Linked DNA regions of Homo sapiens: region 1 is linked to region 2. The links are chromatin contacts, found by Hi-C or POLR2A ChIA-PET in ENCODE. All regions are on one chromosome and are shown on one strand. Each heading gives the region's core, a stretch centred on a gene start or an enhancer-like site at or near the end of the contact. The rest is flanking DNA. Distances are from core to core; before and after follow the strand shown. Region 1 overlaps MAP3K5 (mitogen-activated protein kinase kinase kinase 5). Region 2 overlaps MAP3K5 (mitogen-activated protein kinase kinase kinase 5).

Region 1 (2,700 bases), core at 56-2,555, 160 kb after region 2:
TAGGAATAGACACTGGGGATACTAGAGACGGGAGGGTGGGAAGGGGGCGAGGGTTGAAGAACTACCTATTGGATATTATGCTCACTACACCTGGGTGATGGGATCATTCGTACACCAAACCTCAGTGACACTCAATTCACCCCGTAACAAACCTGCACATGTATCCTCTGAAACTAAAATAAAAGTTGAAAAAAAGGCCAGCCACACAGAGATGAAGACAGGGAACCAAAGACCCTCACCAGCCCCACAATGGGGAAAATGAGATAAGCCTGCTGAATAGAGACAACAGACCAGAAAGGAAAGGAGAGGGCAGCCCCCGCCATGTATCACATACTAAGTCCCTCCAAGGAGCCCTTTGACGGCTTCTTATCACGCTGCCCAGGAGGCTCCGGTTTCTTCGCCTCAGCTTCCATCCATCATAGCACCATGGAATTAAGAACTCCCTTTACTCTGTTCTCCCACATGTTGATTTTAACACACATGATTGTCTATACTGTGCAAAGTACTGAGAAGGGGTCAAAGAAATCAGCATCAGCCCTTCATGGGCTGATAACCTTCAAGTGCAATGGCTGGACATGTGAGCAGCAGAAGTGCAAAGTCAAATGAAATAGATGTAAATGTTCTTTGGGAGCAGAGGACAAGGAGTGGCTGATTCTTACAGGAGTAATGGAGAAGGCCATTCAGGGCAACAGCTTCACAGTAAGCCTTGAGAAGTGGTAGAATTTCAGGATGCAGGGCCTGGGAAGAAGGGACATTCCTGGCTGCTTTGCAATTGCATAATATAGGAGTTTCTTTTTACCAGAAAAAATTGCTCCACTACCTAAGAATGGACATGTACACCACCACCCACCGAATGAGAAATGGCTTATCGCTCTGCCCAGCTGGTCTTTCCACAGGAAGTTTACAGGGAGAAAAATAAATTGCACAATCATTTTTTGGGAACACTTTTCAGTAAAAACTTTTCTTATTAGGGAGAAAGAAATTTCATTTTACTTGTGTCTTTATGCATTCTACCATGCCCGACTAAATGCATCCTCTCCTGTAACGTATCGCTTGGATCCCCTACTTCCCTGGTCCAAGGGGAGTTTCGGTACCTCTTCCTGGCAAAGCTCTCTCTACTTGAGACCTTATAGCTGCGGACCTGCTTGTCTGTGTCCTCCAAGGGACCTGACTGTTTTAACAGAAATACCCGGCAGAGGAGGCATTTGATGGTAAGGAGACAGCTTCTAATTCACATTGCTAAAATGAGAGACAAACAAACAAACAGAAGACAACCTGTGGAAAAGGCTTCTGAATAATAAAAAGAGTCTTCCAACTGGCACTCAGCCCAAGAGTCCACAGATCATCACCACAGCAACAGACAGTATTTGGAGGCAATGAGGAGCACAAAATGCAGATCTGGCAAAGGCATTAGCAAAATTATTCATTTCAAGGAGACTATATAAGCTCCTGAATTTGTAGCATTCGCTTCTATATGTATATTAGCCATCAGAAACAGAAAGAGCTAATGAGCTGAAGTGCTGGTGAGAACAGTCAGGGTACCACATACAGCTAGCTCTACTTGGAACAGACGGCTGATGGCCTAAGGAACCTGTAGCCACGTCAGCTCCAAAGCAGGGACCGGTTCAGTCATCAGTGCAGCCAATGTTCATGAAATCCCTACTAAGTGCCAAGGGATACTAAGTGCTAAGGTCCAAGGGATACAAAAGTCATCCAAACACACACACGCGTGCACACACACACACACACACACACACCCATGCACACTAGGTTCCTGCCCTCAGAAAGCTTATGATCTAGCAAGAGAAGAGACAATCAAATAAACGTACAAAAACAAATGCACACTGTGGTAAGTGTGTTGACGACATGACACAGGGCATTTTGAACAGTACAACAGACAGAACTGATTCGTCAGTGGAGCTCCCCTGACAAAGTAATGGTGTCTGAAGGAGATATAGAAATAAAGGGATGTAGAAGTAAATGTGGCCTATCAGTAGTCAGTGCTGACCAGGCATTACAAATGGCCATGGTGTCGCTCCTGCCTGCTATGCCTGGGGTGTAGCTGGCTGGTGTCAGAATGCCCAAATCCACACTTGCTCTGTGCAGCCCTCAACACCCTGAGCCCATTTCCTCACCTGTCAACCAACAATAACAATAGTCTTTGTCACAGAAAGGGCTTAACAACAAAGAGGTGTCAATGAACATCAGCCACGACTAGAGAGTGGGCCATGGGTCAGGGGGACATTCACCCCTCACTCCCACCCCAGGGTACTGTCAATCACTTACAGACATTTTTCTTATTTCCTGTACTTTTTTCTCATACTTTTCCTATTCGATAAACAGGAAGTATGGAATCAGTAAGATGAGTTTCATTCTTTTCAGTAGACCCTTTAGTGCCTTAAAAAAGTCTGTAGTTAAAGAGCATCTTCAAGAGAGGTCCTAGACCATATGGACACAACCAACATTTGCAGTCACTATTTTGGGGGGTCTGAAGGGGGCAGACCAGGGCAGCTAATGGCAAGCCCCGTAGAAGGTGCAGAAATTTTCCAGCTGAATAAATATTCCAGTTTGCTTCAAACAGTCTTAGATGTCTGTTATCCCATGATATGTATGATCTCATTGTCATTTCTAGTAGATCCCCCCATTCATTCTCAAGTGTCCTGGTTGGGCCCTAAGCAAGCGGCAGTTCCTGCACCATTA
Region 2 (2,700 bases), core at 12-2,511:
CGGGAGGCTGAGGCACAAGAATTGCTTGAACCCGGGAGGCAGAGGTTGCAGTGACCTGAGATCATGCCACTGCACTCCAGCCTAGCCAACAGAGGGAGACTCCATCTCAAAAAAAAAAAAATTTACATTCTTATTAGGTGGAAGAGGGATCTGTTATAACCATAACCTGCTCCTCTCAGCTCTTTATTACATAGCAAATTACATCATAGGGCCCATACTTTGGGTTCATTCTCATCCTGGACAGTGAATGAGCAAGAGCAGGCGTGTATGTGTACACGTGTGTGTATACGTGTGTGTGTGTGTGTGTGTGTGTGTGTGTGTGTGTGTGTGTGTGTCTGACCTGGCCCAAGGCCCAGGAGTACAACCCAATAGCTCTCAGTCTGAATTCTACAGCAAACTTGCTTTCCAACCTCTAGGCTAGAGGCCAAATGTGTGGGCAAGTGCAAATTAGCTAAATTATTTCACTCTACTTGCAGGCAGTTGGGTTTCCCTAGTTGCAGCATAAGCATGCTTTTAGCATTTAATATTAGTGATAGGCTTTGCCAGTTGCTTTAATTTCTTATGCCCTCAATCAACTCAGGACTCTTGTCCCTGCCCACAATATAGCATAAAGACCAAGTGGCTTACACAGTGTCTCAGAGAATGCTAGTAGTTATTGAAGGATTCTAATTTGGCTTTAAATTGGGGATCATTTGATGTTGCAAATAAAATTGTCAACACACTTTCTACAAAGAAGCAATACACACATTAGGGCTGAATTAATTTTGGAATTTAAATAAAATTATACTTCCATATTTATACCACAAGCACCATCAAGAACCCTCTTATTTCAGTCTCCCACATCTTGTTAAGGGTCTCCTGGAGGTGGCTTGAGGCTTTTTTGGCACTGAGTTCCACAGATAAGTCTCACCCAAGAATAACACAGAGGGTTCTGAATGCAGTACAGAAGACTGGCTTTAGTTTGTGTTGCATAGCAACTCAATTTTGGAGAGAAGACTTCTCAGCAATCTCTCATTAGATCATGTGCTTTAATTTTTAATCAGTGATGCTCTGTACTCTGAAAGTATACTTCTGGCTAGAACAGAGTAGGTATTTATGAAACAAACATGTTAAAAATGTTCTATATGAAAACTAGAGAAAAACTGGAAAAAAATTAACTGGTTTTATTCAGCAGTGACCATTTCAATCTGTACTATTAAATTTTTCTCAATGGCCACTAGATGGCATTTCTCATATAGCATTAGAAAATGTATGACTAAAGTGTGTTACGTTGCTAAAGTTGTCAAAATAAACAATGACCCAACATAATTTCATAAGAACGAAGTTCAGCCATGGGAAATATTTTGTTATTTTCCATGGTGATTTGGTTTTATGTGTTTTTTAATTTGGGGAATGCAAACACACAAAACAACAAATCAGATACTTAGAAGCACACTGAGAGGCGAATATCTCACATTTTTCATCCAAAAAGAATAGAGTTCACTGGAATTTTAAAAGAAAAATAACAGAACTTATGTTTTATCTTATTTTTCTAACTAATTTTAGTGTGTGGGAAAACACTGGCAAAATATCATACTTACAGCATCTTGAAAACCAAAGAGTACCACCTGGACTTGGCTAATGCCATGGCTGTCGAAGTCCAGCTCCAGTTTCAGCTTTGACAGTGTGGTGGCTATGATTTTTCGGTCAGTGGATCTCACAAATTCTCTGAGGCTTGCAATGAGGGTTGTGATGTGTTCCCATTTTAGTTTCGGTTCTTCAGCCCCCTGTGAATAAAAATCAACAATCCTTACATCAACATATGCTGGATATACCTGCCATGGTAATCCTATCTCCATACCCCCTGCCCCCACATTTTTTTTTCTTTTGGTAGAGACAAGGTCTCACTATATTGCCCAGGCTGGTCTCGAACTCCTGGGCTCAAGCGAGCCTCCCATCACTACTTCCCAAAGTGCTGGGATTCCAGGCATGAGCCACCATACTTCCCACAGCCCTTTCTGAGAAGAACTGGACTTCCAAATGTCTCCAAAGGAAAGACCATATTTTGAACTATATGGCACCTCTTCAATCCTCCTACCAACACCAAGAAATAATCAGAGAGAAAAGGTACCTGCCCCACACGCTGGTCAGTAGCCATGATATAGTCAGATAACAAAGCTTTGCCCAAAAAGACTAAGGCCATAAGATTCTTTCAGAAATTTTAATTGGGAACTAAAAAGAGATTTGAGCAATAAGCCATAGGATCTCAACCTGAAAGTCTGCCCGGAAAGAGAAGCTATAAAATAGGGTCATGAATATGTCCAACCATAGCAGAAGCAATGGAATTGAGAAAGACAATAGGGAGTGTATTAGTTCGTTTTCACACTGCTGAAAACACATACCCGAGACTGGGCAATTTACAAAAGAAAGAGGTTTAATTGGACTTACAGTTCCACGTGGCTGGGGAAGCCTCACAATCACGGCAGAAGGCAAGGAGGAGCAAGTCACATCTTACTTGGATGGCAGCAGGCAAAAAGAGAGAGCTTGTGCAGGCAAACTCCCATTTTTTGAAAGCATCAAATCTTGTGAGACTCATTCATTATCACAAGAACAGCACAGGAAAGACCTGCCCCCATAATTCAATCACCTCCCACCAGGTTCCTCCCACGACACATGGGAATTGTGGGAGTTACAATTCAAGATGAGATTTGAGTGGGGACA

The links. Hi-C counts contacts between places; a loop is a spot of excess contacts on that map. ChIA-PET counts read pairs that join two places held with the same protein, here RNA polymerase II (POLR2A). Pooled maps may share reads with other maps.
Region 1: a pooled map shows a loop between it and region 2 (2.2-fold over the local background). The contact joins two enhancer-like sites. A Hi-C loop is called at or near these places in 7 of 50 pooled maps. POLR2A ChIA-PET finds 5 or more read pairs at or near these places in 5 of 52 experiments (AG04450, OCI-LY7, activated B cell and 2 more).

What each region holds. Positions count from the first base shown.
Region 1 is chr6:136,737,211-136,739,910 of GRCh38, forward strand. All of the region lies in intron 1 of MAP3K5 (mitogen-activated protein kinase kinase kinase 5), which reads right to left. Among named protein-coding and RNA genes, the nearest start is that of MAP3K5-AS2, 45 kb to the right of the region's middle. Within about 2 kb of position 1,306, at least 9 of the 41 ENCODE cell types and tissues checked have a DNase peak (open chromatin) inside an H3K27ac peak, as active enhancers do.
Region 2 is chr6:136,581,975-136,584,674 of GRCh38, forward strand. It overlaps MAP3K5 (mitogen-activated protein kinase kinase kinase 5), which reads right to left. Exons shown (of 30, transcript NM_005923.4): 24 at 1,581-1,766. Among named protein-coding and RNA genes, the nearest start is that of MAP7-AS1, 31 kb to the left of the region's middle. Within about 2 kb of position 1,262, at least 2 of the 41 ENCODE cell types and tissues checked have a DNase peak (open chromatin) inside an H3K27ac peak, as active enhancers do.